Linked DNA regions of Homo sapiens: region 2 is linked to region 1. A link is an interaction called in ENCODE POLR2A ChIA-PET data of the cell type or tissue named here. Cell type or tissue: OCI-LY7. All regions are shown on one strand. Each heading gives the region's core, and the rest is flanking DNA. Links, peaks and the distances in the headings are about the cores only. Region 1 overlaps TFDP2 (transcription factor Dp-2). Region 2 overlaps GK5 (glycerol kinase 5).

The links. Peaks named below come from ENCODE experiments on the same cell type or tissue, not always from the same donor. Only the 100,000 strongest peaks of a DNase experiment are listed, where the experiment ranks them.
Region 2: POLR2A ChIA-PET joins it to region 1 with 5 read pairs; 2 of 35 experiments call an interaction of 5 or more read pairs at or near these places.

What each region holds. Positions count from the first base shown.
Region 1 is chr3:142,116,295-142,133,898 of GRCh38, forward strand. The region is part of intron 1 of TFDP2 (transcription factor Dp-2); the gene reads right to left. Among named protein-coding and RNA genes, the nearest start is that of TFDP2, 24 kb to the right of the region's middle. In OCI-LY7, for the core only: a CTCF peak has its summit at 10,081 (motif pointing right); a DNase peak (open chromatin) is centred at 10,097; H3K27ac peaks cover 1,189 bases.
Region 2 is chr3:142,194,995-142,198,994 of GRCh38, forward strand. GK5 (glycerol kinase 5) reads right to left here. Exons shown (of 16, transcript NM_001039547.3): 5 at 3,808-3,939. Among named protein-coding and RNA genes, the nearest start is that of GK5, 29 kb to the right of the region's middle. In OCI-LY7, for the core only: no CTCF peak of the experiment used is centred there; no DNase peak of the experiment used is centred there.

The DNA of each region.
Region 1 (17,604 bases), core at 8,300-12,299:
CCTCAAGTGATCCTCCCAACTCAGCCTTCCAAAGTGCTGGGATCACAGGTGTGAGCCAGAGTCCAGCCACTGGTATTCTCTTAAGAGGAAAAAAGAAACAAGAGATGCAGACAGAGGGAAGAAGGCAGTTTCCTAGACAGAGGCAGAGATTGGAATTATGTGGCCACAGCCAAGGAATGCCCAGGGCTACCAGAAACTGGAAGAAGCAATAAAGGATCCTCTCCTAGAGGCTTTACAGGGAGCACGGCCCTGCTGACAAATTGATTGCAGACTTGCAGCATACAGAACTGTAGGAAATAAGTTTCTGTTGTTTTAAGCCACCCAGTTTGTGGCATTTTGTTATGGTGGTCCTAGGAAAGTAACACAATGGGTTTTGCACACTATTATAGTTACACCTAGGTATTTTATTTTTTGGTTTTGAGTTTTTTCTCTGTTTCCTTTTTGCTGTTGTTCCTGTAACTTATGGGGTTCTCCATTATATTTTCCTAGCTGTATGCATATAAGTTACGTTTTTCTTTTTACTAATTTTATATTCCATTACACAACTTAATTCTTTTACTGCTTAAAGTAATTTTACTGTAAGTTCAGTTGACTCTTGGATTTTTCAGGTGTAAAATTAGTCATCTGGAAAAGGATTTTTTTTTTGAGACAGAGTCTCGTTCTGTTGCCCAGGCTGGAGTGCGATGGTGTGATCTTGGCTCACTGCAACCTTAGCCTCACAAGCTCAAGCGATTCTCCTGCCTCAGCCTCCCAAGTAGCTGGGATTACAGGTGTGCACCACCACCCCTGGCTAATTTGGTATTTTTAGTAGAGACGAGGTTGCACCATGTTAGCCAAGCTGGTCTCGAACTCCTGACCTCAAGTGATCTGCCCGCCTCCACCTCCCAAATTGCTGGGATTACAGGCATGAGCCACTGCACCCGGCCCGAAAAAGATTTTTGAACCTTTCCAGGTTTGTAGAACAATGGAGGTAATCTGACTCCAATTCTCCTCCTCACCTTCCCTGAACAAACATAAAATAAACCACAAGAATTTTTAAAACCCACAAAGGATCTAGGCCATCAACATTAGCACTGCTAGGAGACAGAAAACACAGCAACCTTCAAATTACCTATAAGTCAAGCAGAAAAAAAAAAAAAGCAGCAAATAGCAAAAGAAACCCCACTTCCTTACCTCTGCAAGCCTGTGGATGTATAGGGAGAGTGAAGGGAGGTGAAAAAGACTCTGTGAGAAAGAGCAGAGGGGCAAAGGGGATTTGCAAAAAGCACAGACAAAACCAGCCCCAGAAAGAGAGTTAAACAATAAATACAAAAATGCTAAACAGAGGTTAGGAGGTTAGGACTTGATAGCTAATAGACCTGGTGAAGTGTGTCTTGTGTCTAGAAACTTCTGGACCAGAAGCAGCAGCCTCCTAGAAACAGTGCTTCTGGGGGAGAACCAGGTATACATATATAAAGAAGCGCTTTCTCTTGTAAACAAGGTAATGAATGAAAAAAACAGGCGATAAGAGGAGGAAATTAGGCCAGGCACAGTGGCTCACGCCTGTAATCCCAGCACTTTGGGAGGCTGAGGGAGGTGGATCACTTGAGGTCAGGAGTTCGAGACCAGCCTGGCCAACATGGTGAAACCCCGTCTCTACAAAAATATACAGAAATTAGCCGGGTGTGGTGGCATGCGCCTGTAATCCCAGCTACTCGGGAGGCTGAGGCAAAAGAATCCCTTGAACCCGGGAGGCGGAGGTTGCAGTGAGGTGAGATCGCACCACTGCACTCCAGCCTGGGTGACAGAGTGAGACCTTGTCTCAAAAGAAGAAAAGGCAAGGGGCTGGGGGGAGGATTAAAGAGCTTGCAGAAACAAAATATTAATAGAATCAAGGAACAACTCTTCCTCTCCCCCTTTTCTTACCATCATCACTACAAATTCAGAAAAGAACCTTCACAAAAGAGAGCACACTGGCAGAAGAAGCACTCTCAAATTAGGAACTCTGTCCACAAAATGATTAAAAACAAACAAGCAGACCATATGCATACAAATGTACTGCAAAGTCAGAAAATACAAACAAAAGCTTTTCTGCTGATGATTTTCTCCATAAAAACAAACCGTGAGGTTGAAAAACAACTGTAACACAATCCTCTGAACTGGATTAAATATTTTAAACAAGAATTTGAGGATATGAAGAAGACCTTGAATCGGAAGTACAAAAACTAAGTACCAAAATGGACAAAAACAGAAAGAAATGAGTAAGAGCTGATTAAAGAAATAGAAAGAAACAAACAAAAGGAACATCATATAAGAAATGAAAGTTAAATTATTAAATTATTTTTTATTTTGCTTTACTTTGGCATTGAACCAAAAATAAAAACTAAATTATAAGGTATGTAGAAAGAACAGACTGAACGAAAACTTAATAAAAGACACTGAACAAAGAGCAAGAAAATAATGAAGAAAATAAAATTTTAAAAAAAACAGAGAGAAATTGATTGAAATGAATGATAGGCAAAGGAGGTTGAACATTAGTATTACTGGTGTCCCTAATTAAAAAAATCAAAACAATGGAACAGAACTAATATTAAAAGTACATTCTGGCTGGGTGCAGTGGCTCACGCCTGTAATCCCAACACTTTGGGAGGTCGAGACAGGTGGATCACTTGAGGCCAGGAGTTTGACACCAGCTGACCAACATGGTGAAACCCATCTCCACTAAAAATACAAAAAAACTAACTGGGTGTAGTGGCAGGCGCCTGTAATCCCAGCTACCTGGGTGGCTGAGGCATGAGAACAGCTTGAACCCAGAAGGTAGAGGTTGCAGTGAGCCAAGATTGCGCCACTGTACTCCAGACTGGGTGAAAGAGCAAGACACTGTTTCAAAAAAAAAAAGTACATTCCAAGAAAACATTCCAGAAATAAAATACTTGAATCTATACAATGAAAGATCCTACCAGATATTTGAGAAAACTGACTCAGAATGATCAACTCTCACACATATCCTTATAAAATTATTTAAAGAAAAAACTCTCAGTGTATCCGAGCAAAAAGATAAATTATTTACAAAAGCAAAGGAATTAGACTAACATTGTATTTCTCAAAAATAACATACAAAGCAAGACAACAGTAGAACAGCACTTTCAAGAAACTTAAGGGAAAAAAATGTAAACCAAAGATATTATATCCTGCCAAGCTGTCCTTAGAGTTTCAAGGCCATCAAAAAACAGTTTGACTGCTGTGGAAAATAGAATGGCAATTCCTACAAAAATTAAATATAGAATTACCATTTGATCAACATAGAAAATATATTAAAGTAGCTGGGTGTGGTGGCACACACCTGTAGTCCCAGCTACTTGGGAGGCTGAGATGGGAGGATCATTACAGCCCAGGAGTTTGAGGCTGTACTACACAATGATTTTGCCTGTGAACAGTCACTGTGCTCCAACCTGGGCAATATAGCAACACCCTGTCTCTAAAACAAGAAAAAGAGACCGGGTGCAGCGGCTCACGCCTGTAATCCCAGCATTTTGGGAGGCCAAGGCAGGCGGATCACGAGGTCAGGAGTTCAAGACAAGCCTGGCCAGCATGGTGAAACCCTGTCTCTACTAAAAATACAAAAAATTAGCTGGGCATGGTGGTGCGCGCCTGTAGTCCCAGCTACTCGGGAGGCTGAGGCAGGAGAATTGTTTGAACCCGGCAGGCGGAGGTTGCAGTGAGCCGAGATTGCACCATTGCACTCCAGCCTGGGCGACAGAGCAAGACTCCATCGAAAAGAAAAAAAGAAAAGAAAAGAAAAAAGAAGGCTGGGCGTGGTGGCTCATGCCTGTAATCTCAGCACTTTGGGAGGCCGAGACGGGCAGATCACAAGGTCAGGAGATCAAGACCATCCTGGCCAACAGGGTGAAATCCTGTCTCTACTAAAAATACAAAAAATTAGCTGGGCTTGGTGGTGGGCGCCTGTAGTCCCAGCTACTCCAGAGGCTGAGGCAGAAGAATGGCGTGAACCCGAGAGGTGGAGCTTGCAGTGAGCCAAGATCGCGCCACTGCACTCCAACCTGGGCGACAGAGCCAGACTACGTCTCAAAAAAAAGAAAAAAAGAAAGAAAACATATCAATGATATAGTGTTACGTTTTCTTAACAGATAAATGCAATTATTCTAACATGAACAAGAAAAACTGAAAGATTCACATCAAGGGATGCAATCATTAGTAATAAGCATGAACCCATAAATTAGATAAACATGCCATTTACCAGCCAAGTCATCAGTAAAAAATATTTTATTAGTAATAGAATCAGGTGACTGAAATGTTGTAAGCAACTATCCAGCATGTTTGTCAAACTCTCCATATAGCTATTACACAGTATCTTTGCTTATAGCTTTTTCCTAAGATATTTTACTAATAAGATGTAAAGAGAACTGAGGTGGAGACCATGGCAGCTGAAGGTGCTGGGAAAACCTTTATAGCTAACTGTAGCAGTAGTACACTTGAAGGGGTTTCTGATGCCTCACCCAAGCAGCTGCAGTGATGGGAACAACCACTGTTCATAACCCCATGGCACTATTCATTCACTGTGCATATAACCCCTTTTTGGCATCAGAATTCTAAAGCTGCAACGACTGCTTTACCAGCAGCTCTGGGGTTATAGCAGACTAATTTATTTGGATTGTAGAACGGAAAATTAAATTCTCCCATGAGCTCATCAGACAGAGCCATCTGCAGATATTGGGAACTCAATGAAAGAGGCAGCTGCAAGCAGGAGACAGCAATAGTTTATGATGACAGAGAAAAGAACTAGACGTGTGTGTGCCAGCTTTAAGGTATGGATATTCACCAGGGAGATTTGTGAAAGACTCACATTGAATGAATTTTTAAAAAGTCAGAAGTTTTAACCAGCAACTGAGGGGTGATGGGGACTAATGAGAGTCAGGCTATTTATTTATTCAACAAACATTTAGTCAATGCCCATCATGTACCCAGCATTGTGCTCTACCCAAGAGACATAACGGAGTCCCACCCTTCAAGAAGTTCACAAACAAATGAGCAAGACAAATGCATACAGTATAACATGCTAAAATACTACGACACTAGACAGATATTCGGGGCACTATGGAAGCACAAAGGAACAGCTTCTAATTCAGCTAAAGGGTGGGAATCAGGTTCTAACTCGAGTTAAATTAGTAATAGAGATAATTAGTTAAAATTACAGAATTAAGAACTATGAGATGAAAATGCCATCAAACTAGAAGAGTTAACACAGAAACCTAAGCACTTTACGGTCAATCCAACTATTGTATTAAACCAGCTAAAGTGGCTTCTAATTCTTTTGTAAGCAGGTGAGCAAAGAAGAGGTCCTCCCTTGTGCTTCCATAGGCTATACAGATTGACTATACAGTTTAGAAGACTCTTTCAAGGAGTAGCATATGATTAGGATATGAAGTTTAAAAAAGGCTCACACCTGTAATCCCAGCACTTCTGGGATGCTGAGGCGGACGGAACACCTGAGGTCAGGAGTTCGAGACCAGCCTGACCAACACAGAGAAACCCTGTCTCTACTAAAAATACGAAGTTAAAAAAAAAAAAACTTCATTGTAGACATTTCTGAGGTTCTAGTCTGACCTAGGCAATCTAAAGAAGGGGAAAGAAAACACCTATCAGTTACAGCCACCTGTCTATTAAGACCTCAGAGAACAAGTTCAACCATGCCAACTTTCCCTCTGGTTAACGAGAAAACAGTGGAGATCTTCACACACTATGAGGATTCTCTTAAACCCTACTTTGGTAGGAAGTCAGCATAAAGGATCCTTGATCCCAAAGAACTAAAAACTCACTGATTTAAATGAAATAAATAAAAGGCATAATAGAATAATACAGACCAGAGTATCTTAAACTCAAGAAAATCCATAACATTATAACCAGGTCTACAGATACCAGTTTAAATAACAGTGCATCAAAAGTTTACCTGCTCACTTGGGTCCCACATAACGATAAATTCAGTGCAAACTTACACTATCTGTACTCTACCTACCACCAGAGACGGGGTCCTCACTGCCAACCAGCCAGCAAGAAACCTATCTCTAAAATCCCTATCTCTAAAATTTAGAAACCTATCTCTAAAATTTAGTCTGCTACCTAGGATCACTTCCAATACCAACTGTGTTAGAATCATTCCTCCAAAACAGATTCTGAGAGGGAGACTATCATGCAGAAAGTTTCCTGGGAAGTGCTCTGGGGAGATATACCTATAACAAGTGAAGGCAGCAGGATTGGACTTAGGGAAGAAATTGAACCAATGATATTGCAAATGGGGCCTCAGCTGATACAACATGGAGCTCCAGAGCCCTTTGGAGTTGTCCCAAATAGAGACAAGTTAGGTTGGATCTTATATCCAAGCAACACACAGTTACTGGCCACAGGGACACCTCTGGGAGGAAGCATAACCTTGGGCAAGACAGTATTCAGGGCCAAGGGCAATTCCCAATAAGGGATGCAGCTGTGAGCCTAAGCAGGTGGAGAATGGGTATTCTAATATGAAGAGATCTGGGCAGAGTATAGTTAAATAGCTATAGTTAAATAGCTATTAAAATTAATTAATTGCAGTAACATGCAACAACATGGATAAACCTTATAAATGTAACAGAATTTAAAAACTAACACATTCAGTATGATTACGTTTATATAAAGTTTTTTTTTTTTTGGAGACAGGGTCTCTCCGTCGCTCAGACTGGAGTGCAGTGGCGCGATCTCGGCTCACTGCAACCAACTTTCACCTCCCAAGCTCAAGCAATTCTCCTGTCTCAGCCTGCTGAGTAGCTGAAATTACAGGCGCGCACCACTACAGCCCTGCTAATTTTTGTTGTTGTTGTTTTGAGACGGAGTCTCACTCTGACCGACGCCCAGGCTGGAGTACAGCGGCATGATCTCAGCTCACTGCAACCTCCACCTCCTGGGTTCAAGTGATTCTCCTGCCTCAGCCTCCCGAGTAGCTGGGACTACAGGCGCGTGCCACTGCACCCGGCTGATTTTTTGTATTTTTAGTAGAGACGGGGTTTCACCATGTTAGCCAGGATGGTCTCGATCTCCTGACCTCGCGATCCACCTGCCTCAGCCTCCCAAAGTGCTGGGATTAGAGGCGTGAGCCATCGCGCCCAGCAATTTTTGTATTTTTATTAGAGATGGGGTTTTGCCACATTGACCAGGCTGGTCTTGAACTCCTGACCTCAAATGATCCACCTCCCTAGGCCTCCCAAAGTGCTGGGATAACAGGCTTGAGCAACTGCACCCGGCCCATTTATGTAAAGCTATGGCATGCAAAATGATGAAATAATGAAAAGTGATGAATAATTACTTAATAGGATTATATTTTACCAAGAATGTATATGTAATTTTGTCAAATTCCTCTCAAGAATCTATGGATATATTTTTCATTATGCATCACTAAAGAAACAATCCCATTAAATAAAAGAAAGAAATGATTTCTACTATTATCACTCACCACTATTATTTAACAGTGTTCTATAGGTTACTAACCAACACAACCAGATGAAAGATAGAAGTATATAAAGCAGAACTGAAGCAGTAAAACTATTATTATTTACATATGATTACAACTGTTTACAGAGCAACCCCAAGAGATTCAACTGGAGATGACCGATAACAAAATTAATCCCCCCAAATTAGCAGCTTACTTATACACAAGAACCATGTCTTCTAATAACAACTATGTAAAGACATAATGGAAAAAATTAACTCATTTACATAGAAAAAAACAAGAAAAAAACATCAGGAAGAAACTCAGCAAGAAATACATAGGGATACAAAAAACAAATGGAAAAAAATGCCAGGTTCTTGAGTGACAAAACGCAAAATCATAACAATACTAACTGCCCCCAAATTAATCTATGAATAGAATGAATCACAATAAAATTAACAATATCTTTTCCTTTTAATTTGCTCAACTGATTCAAAAGTTAATGTGGTAAAATAAGCAAGAATAGCCATAAAATTATGGAAACACAGAAGGATTGACCTCATCCAATTATTTAAACAAGTTGTAAAGTCACAATAATTAAAATATCATACACTGATAAGTGAAAAAGCATACAGATAGAGGGAACAGAAAAGTATAGGAAAAGACCTAAATCCACAAAGAAATTTAGCTGACACTTCAAATCAGTGAGGTATGAATGCATTGGGTGAATTATTTCAATAAAGAAGTGACAACTGAGTAATCATATAGAAAAAATTAGTTAGAGCCATAATTTATACCTCACTCAAAATAAATTTCAGATAGCCCATAGAATTCAACGTAATTTTTTTGGTAAGAGAAGAAAACACGGAAGTTAAATTTTTTAATTTTCTGAGTGTGGAAGATCTTTCTAAATATGAAACCAAGCCCAGAAAAGTCTTCAAAGTAAAGACTGATATGACTACAAAAAATGCACATTTTTTTTTACATTTAAAGAAAACATCACTATGTAAATCATAAGAAAATAAACTGGAAAAATTGTATCTGCAACTTATACTATAGAAAGTTAACTTCTACCTTGTGAACTATGAGCTCCTAAAAATAAGTAGAAGAGTGACAGCCTAAAGAAAAAGTAGGCAAAGAATATATAACAGAAAACACAAATGAGCTGGGCATTGTAGATTACACCTGTAACTCCAGTGCTCTGGGACGCCAAGGTGGGAGTATTGCTCGAGGCCAGGAGTTTGAGACCAGTGTGGACAACATAAGGTGATTCCATCTTTACCGAAAAAAAAAAATTTTTTTTAAATTAGCCAATCGTGGTGGCATGTGCCTGCTGTCCCAACTATTTGGGAGGCTGAGGCAGGAGGATCATTTGAGCCCAGTAGTTCAAGGCTGCAGTGAGCTATTATCATGTAACTGCATTCCAGCCTGGGTGACAAAGTGAAGCTCTATCTCAAAGAAACAAACAAAAAATCCCACAAATTGCTTCTAAACATATAAAAATACGTTCAGCCCACTCATAAGAGAAATGTAAAATAAGGTTTCAAGACAAGATGAAAAGACTGATACCAATACATTGTCCTGAGAAACATGAGGGAAAACAGAGTTTGCCTTACGTTAGTGGTGGAAGAATAAACAGGCATAATCTTTTATGGAGGGCAGTGTCACCATATCCAACACAAATAGAAATTTATACATCCTTCTATGAGCTTTTTCTAGAGTCATATGAAATCATACACATACACACACACGCACACACACACATATATCTATATGGATACTCACTACAGTGTCATTTATATAGCAAAAGATTGGAAAACCCATAACTGCGTATCAATAGTAGACTAGCTAAACACATCATGGCCTAAAAAAAATGAGGCAGCTCATTGTGTATTGATATAGAGTGACCTCCAGTATAAACTGTTCTGTGAAAAAAAGAAAGTTATAAAGAAGTATGTGTAGTACATTACCATCTGTATAAAAAGATTCTCTCAAGGCAAAGGAACTGGCTAGCTGAGAGAAAAACATTTTAATTTTCTTTTCTTTTTTATTAATTCTTACAAAATAGTAGGATGACTCATGGCCTCTCATATCATTTGTATTTTGTACCATGAACACAAACTATCTATGCAACAAATTAACTTAATTTTTTAAATTGTATATTTTCCTTCACATAGAAACAATATTTGTTTTCTTAATGCAAGCAGAAATAACCTAAAGTAACAGACATATTTTAAGATATTTTAGATAGAACCCTTTCTTAGGGGGCTTGAAAAGACTTTGTTATATTGTAATCAAATCCTATGTCAAAAAAAGTATGTTTCTTCAATAGTATAGAGAACAACTAAACAACACCAAATCCACTAAATCTGACACAGGATGCAAATTAGCTACTTACCAGTCATGGGGTTCCCAGAATTTTTTTCTTTTCTTTTTTTTTTTTTTTTGAGATGTAGTCTCTCTCTGTCACCAGGCTGGAGTGAAGTGGCACGATCTTGGCTCACTGCAACCTCCGCCTCCCGGATTCAAGCGATTCTCCTGCCTCAGCCTCCCGAGTAGCTGGGACTACACATTCCCAGATTTTATTACAGAAACAACACAGTTTTTTTAAAAGCCAGAAGGTGGCGACGTTACTTCATCAAAGTCCCTCTGATACATGTATCTGAGCCTCCTATTCTTTGTTATTAACCTATTTTTCCTCTTCTTTATGTCTCTTATTGCCCTTTTGGATGCCTTTCTATAGTTCTGAAACTGCAATAACCATTAGTAGAAATGCACACAGAAAAAACTCCTGAGTTTATAATAATATTATTTTTACATGAAAATAACATAATTAAAATGTACTATAAGGTTCTTTGGTTAAATATGAACACACAGGTCTCTATCCATCCCTTCTTGAAATTACAGTAAAATTGGCCGGGCATGGTGGCTCATGCCTGTAATCCCAGCATTTTGGGAGGCTGAGGCGGGCAGATCATTTGAGGTCAGGAGTTCAAGACCAGCCTGGCCAACATGGTGAAACCCCGTTTCTACCGAAAATACAAAAATTAGCCAGGCAGTGGTGGCGTGCCTGTAATCCCAGCTACTCAGGAGGCTGAGGCAGGAGAATCGCTTGAACCCGGAAGGCGGAGGTTGCAGTGAGCCAAGGTCTTGCCGCTGCACTCCAGTCTGGGTGACAGAGTGAGACCTTGTCTCAAAAAAAAAAAAAAAAAAATTACAGTAAAATGATGTTAAAAAGATAAAAAAGGATAAACCCATCAAAAACATATATGTTATATATACAGATATCTTATAGATATCTATAAGATGTAATGTATATGTAATTAGATGTATCTACCTATATAATTATATATAGATGATCAGATATATCTATATCCCTAGAGACATACAGATATATGTATCTATAAGATATATCTTAATTATATAACTTATCTATAAGATATATATTAATATTATATATTAACATATTATAGATATTACAGGTATCTATATCTCACACCTCAACCTTCTGAGTCGCTAGGACTACAGACAGACATGTTTCACTACACTCCGCTTTTTTTTTTTTTTTTTTTTTTGAGACAGAGTCTCGCTGTGTTGCCAGCCTGCAGTGCAGTGGCAAGATCTCGGTTTACTGCAACCTCTAACTCCCGGGTTCAAGCAATTATCCTGCTTCAGCCTCCCCAGTAGCTGGGATTACAGGCGTGCACCACTAGGCCCAGCAAATTTTTGTAATTTTTGTAAAAATACAAATAATTTTTTGTATTTTTAGTAGGGATGGGGTTTCACCATGTTGGCCAGGATGGTCTCCATCTCTTGACCTCGTGATCTGCCCACCTCGGCCTCCCAAAGTGCTGGGATTACAGAAGTGAGCCACTGTACCCGGTCAGTATTCTGCTTTTTTAATAAAACTTTTTGTTGAGATGGGATCTCACTGTGTTGCCCAGGCTGGTCCTGAATTGGCCTCAAGCAATTCTCCCACTTCAGCCTCCCAAACCATTTATAAGTTATATATACATAATTAAAATATATCTTACATATATCTCATCACAAAGGCTTAAGAATTGAAGCCATCTGAAAGTAACAATCTCAGTTGGGGCTGTTAATAAAAAGACTTGATTGAAAGTTTGAATAAAGTCTTAACCCATGTAGCTAAGAAACTGCCCCTTCTGGCTGAGCCCAGTGGCTCACACTTACAATTCCAGTGCTTTGGGAAGCCAAAGTGGAAGGAATACCCGAGGCCAGTTCAGGATCAGCCTGGGCAACACAGTGAAACTTCATCTTAACAAAAAGATTTTTTAAAAAAGGCAGAGTGTAGCGGCACATGTCTGTCCATAGTCCTAGCTACTCAGGAGGCTGAGGTGGGACGACTGCTTAAGCCCCGGAACTTGAGGTTACAAGCTATAATCACACCACTGCACTCCAGCCTGGGCAAGAGCAACACCCTGTCTCAAAAAAGAAAGAAAGACAGAAAATGCCCCTTCTGCATCCCAGCAAGAAACAAATGGTTTACCTTTTAAGGACATAGAAACTAGGTACACAAAAGGGTTGTGTATTATATCATCTCACAAAAAGATTAAATGAAGATTTACATGCTGTACAGTGGACCTCAGGCCTCTTCCCCAAACCAGCTTCCAGAACGCAAAACAATCGGCCTGGGACTAGGAGATCCCTCTGCGAGGGAAAGTGATCCAAGAGAAAAGACCTGCAAGCACTCAATCACCCTGTGTAAGGCTTACACTTAACAACTCCCATGGACAAAGAGTTTTTACTCAGCTTTTTATTGATTCGGTCTTTAATCTGAACAGATGGCCAAAGTTTACTAAACAACTGAGGAAAATCTCTAACATGAAATAAAGAGGCCAAGATAACAAAACAGGAGACACCAAATTAACAGACAAAATAGAAAGAAAGAAAGAAAAAAGAGAAGGAAGGAAAAAAGAAAGAGAGGGAGGGAGGGGAAGTAGAACAGAAGCAGGGGATTTGGGGAGGAGAAAGAAGCAAAGGAAGGGTAGGAATTCTCCCACAAAGTAAAACAAAGAAATTTTTTTTTAAAGTAGAAAAGCTTGAGAAGAGTTCTTCCATCCAGGAGGTCCAACTACATGGAATTCCAAAGGAAAAAGAGGAAAAAAGGGAAATAAATTAATTATAAAAAAGAAATGCAACTTTCTTTTTTTTTTTGGCAACACAGTAACTAATATGAAAATGTCATCTTAATAAAACATCTAGAAATGCTGGATAAATTAGTCTGTCAAATGCTGAGCTCACAAAAGAGTAAAGCTTTCAGCAACCCTGGAGGAACCTGTCAATACGAGTAACTAAGATTTTTGGCTTTTAATGCCCTTAAAGTAGACAAGGCCTCAGAAACCTTGTCTGCATGAAGCGCAGAGCTGGTATTGAGGGTTTCACCATTTTTTACACATTCTCAGTGCAAGAATGGACAGGGGAGGCTGGTTAAAAAAAAAAATCAACCAACAGCAAAGGAATAACAAGAAAATGTCTCTGCCTAGCTACAGACTCTAGAAACTGGGGGTTGCTGGAGGAAGTAACAGCTAAAAATCCTCAGATTCAGAAATGACAATGACTCCCAATTAAAGAAAAAACAAAAATAACTTTCCTAGACACAGCAAAACATTACAAATAAAGAGATCTTAAAAAAAGGTGGAGAATGATACCAAAGGCACAGGCAATAAAAAGACAGACATACTAGACAATGAAAAATTTGAAATTCCACACAAAAAAAGACAGTATTAACAGAGTAAAAATGCTCCCACTGAATGGGGGAAAATATTTGCAAATCATATATTTGATAAGGGTTTCATATCTAGAATATATAAAGAACCCCTATAATGCAACAATTTTTAAAAAAAGAACCCAAACAACCAGATTAAAAACTAGGCTCAAGTGATCCTCCTGCCTCAGCCTCCTGAGTAGTTGGGACTACAGGAAATGGTGGCTTGTGCCTGTGGTCCCAGTTACTCAGCAGGCCAAACCAGCCTGGACAACATAGCAAGATCCCATCTTTTACAAAAAAATTAAAACTAGGCAAAGGATTTAAATTTATATTTCCCCAAAGAAGCATGTGAAAAGATACTCAACATCCCTAATGATTAGGGAAATGCAAATCAAAACCACAATGAGATACCACCTCACACTCATTAGGATGGCTACCATCAAACAAACAGAAAATAACAAGTGTTAGCAAGGGTGTAGTGAAATTAGAATACTTGTGCCCTGCTGGTAGGAATGTAAAGTGGTACAGTCACTGTGGAAAATAATACGGCAGTTTCTCAAAAACGTAAAAATAAAATTACCTTATGATGTAGCATATACCCATATACTTTTGGGTATATACTCCAAAAAAATTGAAAGCAAGGTCTCAAAGAGCTTTTTGCATAACCATATTCACAGCAGCATTATTCATAATGGTTAAAATGTAGAAGCAACACAAGTGTCCACTGACAGATAAATGGATCATCAAAATGTAACATATACATAGAGTATTATTCAGCCTTAATAAGGCATGATATTCTGACATATGCTACATTGATGAACTGTGAGGACATTATGCAAAGTGAAATAGGCCAGTCACAAAAGACAAATATTGTATGATTCCCCACATATGAGGTACCCAGAGTAATCTAATTCACAGAGACAGAAAGTAGAATGGTGGTTATCAGTGGCTGGGAGGAAGGAGGAATGGGAATTATTGTTTGTTTGTTTTTTTACCGTATTTACTATTTCTTTTTTTTTTTTTATACTTTTAAGTTTTAGGGTACATGTGCACAACGTGCAGGTTTGTTACATATGTATACATGTGCCATGTTGGTGTGCTGTACCCATTAACTCATTATTTAACATTGGGTATATCTCCTAATGCGATCCCGGGAATTATTGTTTAATTGGTACAGCGTTTCAGTTTTGCAAGATGCAAGTTCTGAAGATGGATGGTGGTGATGGTTACACAACAATATGAATGTACTTCCTAACACTGAACTGTGTACTTAAAAATGGTTAAGATGGGCAGGGCGCGGTGGCTCATGCCTGTAATCCCAGCACTTTGGGAGGCCGAAGGGGATGGCTCACCTGAGGTCAGGAGTTCAAGACCAGCCTGGCCAACATGGTGAAACCTCATCTCTACTAAAAATACAAAAAATTAGCCAAATGTGGTGGTGGGCGCCTGTAATCTCAGCTACTCGGGAGGCTGAGGCAGGAGAATCGCTTGAACGCAGGAGGCGGAGGTTGCAGTGAGCCAAGATCACGCCATTGCACTCCAGCCTGGGCAACAAGAGCGAAACTACGTCTCAAAAAAAAAAAAAAAAGGGAAAACAAAATACAATTGCTATTTACAAGAAACATGCCTAAAGTATACCCATAGAAAGTAACAAATTGAAAAAAGATGACGTGTCTCTATAAACATAGACAAATTGTATTTAGAGTAAGAATATTATTGAGGATAAAGAAGATAGTGATTAAAGAAAGGTAGTATTTAGCAGGAAGACACAAATAGACAAAAATAATCCAAATTTGAATACATTTCATAACATAATTTATAAACATATAAAGCAAAAACTGACTATTTTACAAGGAGAAACTAAGAAATCCACAATCATACAAGACAATTTTAATACACACCTCTCAGTAATAAAGAGACAAAAACTGAAATCAGGGCACATAAAATGTGAGTAACTCTGTAAGTTTGATCTAAGAGACATAGGCAGAAATCTGCTCCCAAAATGCGAGAGTACACCCTGTCTACCAAAGAATTATCTCCCAAACAATGTCAACAAGGACCCATATGTTAAATTGTAAGTAAATTTATGATTAGCAACAAATTAATACAGATCAATACAAAAATTAATAAACACTTGGAGTATATAATGGTAAAGAAAATCCAACACCAACAAAGAATACTTAGTAATAAATGTAGTAAGAAATGCGTAACGCCTATCAGAAAGAATTAAAAACACATGTCTGGCCGGGCACGATGTCTCATGCCTGTAATCCCAGCATTTTGAGAGGCCGAGGCGGGCAGACCACCTGAGGTCAGGAGTTCGAGACCAGCCTGGCCAACATGGCAAAATCCCATCTCTACTAAAAATACAAAGGTTAGCTGGACGTGGTGGCACATGCCTGTAATCCCAGCTACTCGGGAGGCTGAGGTGGGAGAATCACTTGAACCCGGGAGGCAGAGGTTGCAGTGAGCCAAAATCGCTTCATTGCACTCGTCTGGGCAATGGAGCAAGACTCCGTCTCAAAAAAAAAAAAAAAAAAAGTCTAAACAAAACCTTGTATAAAAATGTTCATAGCAATATTACCAAAATAGTAAAAAAGTATACATAATCCAAATGTCCACCAACTGATAAACAAATATGGCATATATGAAACATTATTTTGCAATATAAAGGGATGATTATTGATATACTCTGCAGCATGCATAAACCTTGAAAATGTTATGCCAAGCCACATACTATATGATTCCACTTAAATGAAATATTCAGAATAGGCAAATCCATAGACTCAGAACATAGATTAGTAGTTTCCAAGGCTGGGAAGAGAAGGGGATGGGAAGTAACTGCTAATGAGTATGGGGTTTTTTTAAGAGTGATGAAAATGTTCTGGAACTAGGTAGTGATGATGGCTGCACATATTTGTAAATATACTAAACAACCACATCTTTATACATCTTTTAAAAAACAATGTTATAGGGCTGGGTGTGGTGGCTCACACCTGTAATTCCAGCACTTTGAGACTCTGAGAGGCTGAGGTGGGCAGATCACGAGGTCAGGAGATCAAGACCATCCTGGCTAACACAATGAAACCCCGTCTCTAGAAAAAATACAAAAAATTAGCCGGGCATGGTGGTAAGCGCCTGTAGTTCCAGCTACTTGGGAGGCTGAGGCAGGAGAATCGCTTGCACCCGGGAGGCAGAGGTTGCAGTGAGCCAAGATCACACCACTGCACTTCAGCCTGGGCAACAGATTAAGACGCTATCTCAAAAAAAAAAAAAAAAGGATATTATGACATGTGAATTGTATCTCAATAAAGCTTTAAAAAAAAAAACCGTATGAGGAAAATGTTAAAATACTCCCAAAAGAAACTAAAAGAAGATGAACAATAGAAAAATATATGATATTCTTGGATAAGACAATTCAACATTATAAAGATATAAATTCTCCCAAGTTAATTTATAAATTCAATATAATGATAATAAAAATACTAACAAACCATTTTATGGAGCTGAACAAGCTGATATTGACATGAAAAAACAAACATGTAAGAATAACAGGAAAGTACTAAAACAGAAAAACTACAAAACGAGACTAGACTTACCAGACATTAAAACCTACTATAAAGCTTCTGTAACTAAAACACTGTGGCACAGGTGCATGAATAGACAAATTCATCAAGCTGTGTAATTATAATACTATATGTATAACTTTTTGAATTATCAAATTTCAAATACAAGTATTTTTTGAGGATGTTTTGGAGAGAGTCTTACCCTGTCACCCAGACTGGAGTCCAGTGGCACAATCACAGCTCACTGCAGACTTGATCTCCTAGCCTCAAGCAATCCTCCTGCCTCAGCCTCCTGGGTAGCTGGGACTACAGGTGTGCGCCATCACACCCCGCTAATATTTTTTGTATTTTTAGTAGATATGGGGTTTCACTAGTCTCATACTCCTGGGCTCAAACCTCCTGCCTCCCTCAGCCCTGCAAAGTGCTGGGATTATAGGCATGAGCCACTGCACCAGGCCCAAAAGCAGTTTGTTTGTTTGGTTTTTTGTTGCCCAGGCTGGAGTACAGTGGCACAATCTTGGCTCACTGCAGCCTCCGCCTCCCAGGTTCAAGTGATTCTTGTGCCTCAGCCTCCTAGGTATCTGGGCTACAGGCACGTGCCATCACACCTGGCTAATCTGCTTGTATTTTCAGTAGAGACAGATTTTGCTATGTTGGCCAGTCTGGTCTCAAACTCCTAACCTCAAGTGATCTGCCCACCGCAGCCTCCCAAAGTGCTGGGATTACAGGTGTGAGTCACCACACCCAGCCTCAAAAGTGTTCTGGTTTTGTTTTGTTTTTTAAACCATGGTTTTACCTCTGGCTTAGTGGGACTAAAAATAGGAGGAAGATTTTTCTTTTTAAGAATATTT
Region 2 (4,000 bases), core at 1-4,000, 70 kb after region 1:
GGTGTCGGCTGTGGGTTTTTCAAAGATCAGGTTGAAGGAGTTTCCTTCTATTCCTAGTACGTTGAGCATTTTATCATGAAGAGGGGCTAGATATTGTCAAATGCTTTTTTCTATATCTACTGACATGATCATGTGTTTTTTTGTCCTTTATTCTATTAATATGGTGTATATTAATTTTCTATTTTTTTACATTTACCAGTTTTTATAAAAGATCCATATTAATTGATTTTTTGAATGGTAAACCAATCCTGTATTCTTGGGATAAATCCCACTTAGTCATGATATATAATCCTTTTTATATGTTGCTGGATTTGACTTGCTAATATTTTGTTGAAGTTTTGTGTGTGTGTGTGGTTTCTTTCCAGAGACAGGGTCTTGCTCTGTCATCCAGGCTGGAGTGCAGTGGTGGTGTGATCCTGGATCATTGCTGTCTCAAACTCCTGGGCTCAAGCAATCCTCCCACCCCAGTCTCCCAAGTAGCTGGGACTACAGGTGTGTACTACTATACCCAGCTAATTTTTTAATTTTTAATTTTTTTGGAGAGATGGTGTCTTGCTATATTGCCCAGGCTGGTCTTGAACTCCTGGGCTCAAGCAATACTCTTGCCTTAGACTCCCAAAGTGCTGGGATTACAGGCATGAGCCACCACACCCAGCCTTGTTGAGGATTTTTGCATTTGTATTCATAAGGAATATTGGTCTATCAGTTTCTTTTCTCTTGATGTCTTTGATCTGGTTATCAGGGAATACTGGCCTAAAAGAAAGAGCTGGGAAGTATCTCTCACTCCAATAATGGAAGTATAATCCACTCCAATAATGGAAGTATAGTGGGGTATTAAAGTCTCCAACTATTACTATTCAATTGTCTATTTTCCCCTTCTATTTTTTGGAAGAATTTGTGAAAGGATTGTGTTAATTCTTCTTTAAACTTTTGGTAGAATTCACTAGTAAAGCCATCTGGCTCTGGGCTTTTCTAGGTGAGAATTTATTATTTATTACTTCAATCTCTTTACTTGTTATAGATTTATTCAGATTATTTATTTCTCCTCGAGTTATTTCCAGTAGTTTGTGTATTTCTAGGAAATTTTTCATTTTATCTTGTTATCTAATTTGTTGGCATGCACTTGTTCATGGTATTGCCTATTAATCCTTTTTATTTCTGTGAGGTCAGTATTAATATCCATAATTTCATAATAATTCATAATTTTAGTTATTTGGGTTTTCTCTCGTCTTTGTCAGTTTAGCTAATCTTTTCAAAGAAGCAACTTTCGGTTTTATTGATTTTCTTCACTGTTTTTCTATTCTCTATTATATTAATTTTGTTCTAATTCCATTATTTCTTTCCTTCTGCTTGTTTTGAATTTAGTTTGCTCATCTTTTTCCATGTCGTAAGGTAGAATGGTAGACTATTGACGTGATATTTTGCTTCTTTTTAAATATACTCTTCTACATGTAATATCATTTTGCTATAAATTTCCTTCTAAGTACTTTATCTGCATCTAATAAGTTTTGGTATGTTGTATCTTATTTTCATTCATCTCAAAGTATTTCTTAATTTCTCTTATGATTTCTCCTTGGACCCTTTGGTTATTTTTAAGTGTGTTGTTTAATCTTCATATATTTTTGAATTTCCCAAGTTTTTTCTGTTACTTTTAATTCGAAGCCTTTATGGTCAGACAACAGACTTCGTATAATTTCAACCCCTTTAAATTTATTGAGGCTTGTAGTATGGCCTAGCCTATGATCTATCCTGGAGAAAATTCCATGTACACTTCAAGAGAGTGTATATTCTGTTCTTGGGTAGAGTTTTCTATAAATGTCTGTTAGGTCTAGTTAGTTGTTACTGTTAATCAAATTTTCTACTTCCTTGTTAATCTTCTGTCTAGTTATTCTATCCATTATTGAAAGTGAGGGTCAAGCGCGGTGGCTCTCGCCTGTAATCCCAGCACTTTGGGAGGCCGAGGCAGGTGGATCACGAGGTCAGGAGATCAAGACCATCCTGGCCAATACAGTGAAACCCCATCTCTACTAAACATACAAAAAATTAGCCAGGTGCGGGGGCGGGTGCCTGTAGTCCCAGCTACTCGGGAGGCTGAGGCAGGAGAATGATGTGAATCTGGGAGCTGGAGCTCGCAGTGAGCCGAGAGCACGCCACTGCACTCCAGCCTGGGTGACAGAGTGAGACTCCGTCTCAAAAAAAAGAGAAAAAAAAAAGAAAGTGGGGTACTGAAGTCTCCAACTATCACTGCTCAACTTTCTATTTTTCCCTTCAATTCTGTCCATTTTTGCTTCATGTATTGTGGACCTCTGTTATTAGGTGTTTATAACTGTTATATATTTATGATGAATTCACCATCTTATCATTATAAAATTCCCTTTTTATCTCTAGTAACATGTTTTTGTTTTAAAGTCTATACTACCTGATGTTAATATAACCACTCCAGCTTCTTACAGTGACTGTTTACATGATATATCTTTTCCACTCACTTACTTTTAACCTCTTTATATTTTTTAAATCTTAAGTGTGTCCCTTATAGACAACATATAGTTAGATCTTGTTTTTTTATCCAGTCTAAAATCACACTCAGATATTACTTACCAACTAGGATGGCTAAAATATAGACTAATAATGTCAATTATGACAGTAAATGAAATAAAAAGTCCTCTGATCACATACTGATACTGTGTAAATTGTTATTATCACTTTGCAAAAGTGTTTTGACATTATCCTTTAAAGGTAAAGATACATGGCTGGGCATGGTGATTCATGCTTGTAATCCCAGCACTTTGGGAGGCTGAGGCAGGCAGATCACGAGGTCAGGAGTTCAAGACCAGCCTGGACAACATGGTGAAACCCCATCTCTACTAAAAATACAAAAACTAGCTGGGCATGGTGGCATGCGCCTGTAATCCCAGCTACTCAGGAGGCTGAGGCAGGAGAATCGCTTGAACCTGGGAGGCAGAGTTTACAGTGAGCTGAGATCGCACATTGCACTCCAGCCTGGGTGACAGGGTGAGACTCTGTCTCAAAAAAAAAAAAAAAGGTGAAGATATATATACACATTCATGCCCTAAAAATTCCATTCCTATGTATAGACATAGCAATTACATGTACACCAAGAGATGCATTATTCATAACAGCTAAAAACAGGAAATAACCCAAATGTACATGAATAGAATAGACAATAAACTATGGTAAAATCATACATTGAACAGCAAATAGCAATGAAAATATAAGCAAAGTAATTTACACACAACATTGCTATATGTCAAAAACATAATATTGAGCAAAAGGAGTCTGACACAAAAGAATTCCACTGATATAAATCAAAGATATGGCGGGGAGTGGCGGCTCACGCTTGTAATCCCAGCACTTTGGGAGGCTGAGGCAGATGGATCACCTGAGGTCAGGAGTGTGTGACCAGCCTGGCCAACATGGTGAAACCTCATCTCTACTAAAAATACAAAAAATTAGCCGGGCGTGGTGGCACGCGCCTGTAGTCCCAGCTACTTGGGAGGCTGTGGCAGGAGAATCACTTGAACCTGGGAGCTGGAGATTGCAGTGAGCCGAGATCACGCCATTGCACATCAGCCTGAGCAACAAGAGCAAAACTCTGTCTCAAAAAGAAAAGCAAAACAAACAAAATAAGATGCCACTTTGTCTTCCATTCCAATATGTGGTAGACACTTAATTTTCCCTCAAATAATCAAATTACTATCTTTATTCCTTTAATTTTTTCTTCCCCATAGTCTTTATATGGTTTCCACATACACACATATTTTCCACATACACACAGTATTTTCTTACCTCAGTCAAGTTCTGTAAAATCCAGACCAATCTCAAAGAAGTCTGCTGGGTTGTGAAAGTGAACAAACTGGCTGTAAAAAGTCGTTTACTTCTAGTGAAAAAGTGAAGCACTCGGCAAGAACTGTGAAATATCTATATTTTAAAAAACATATTTTAGGAAAATGCATTTAGTAGTGTTTAAAATTTCCACATC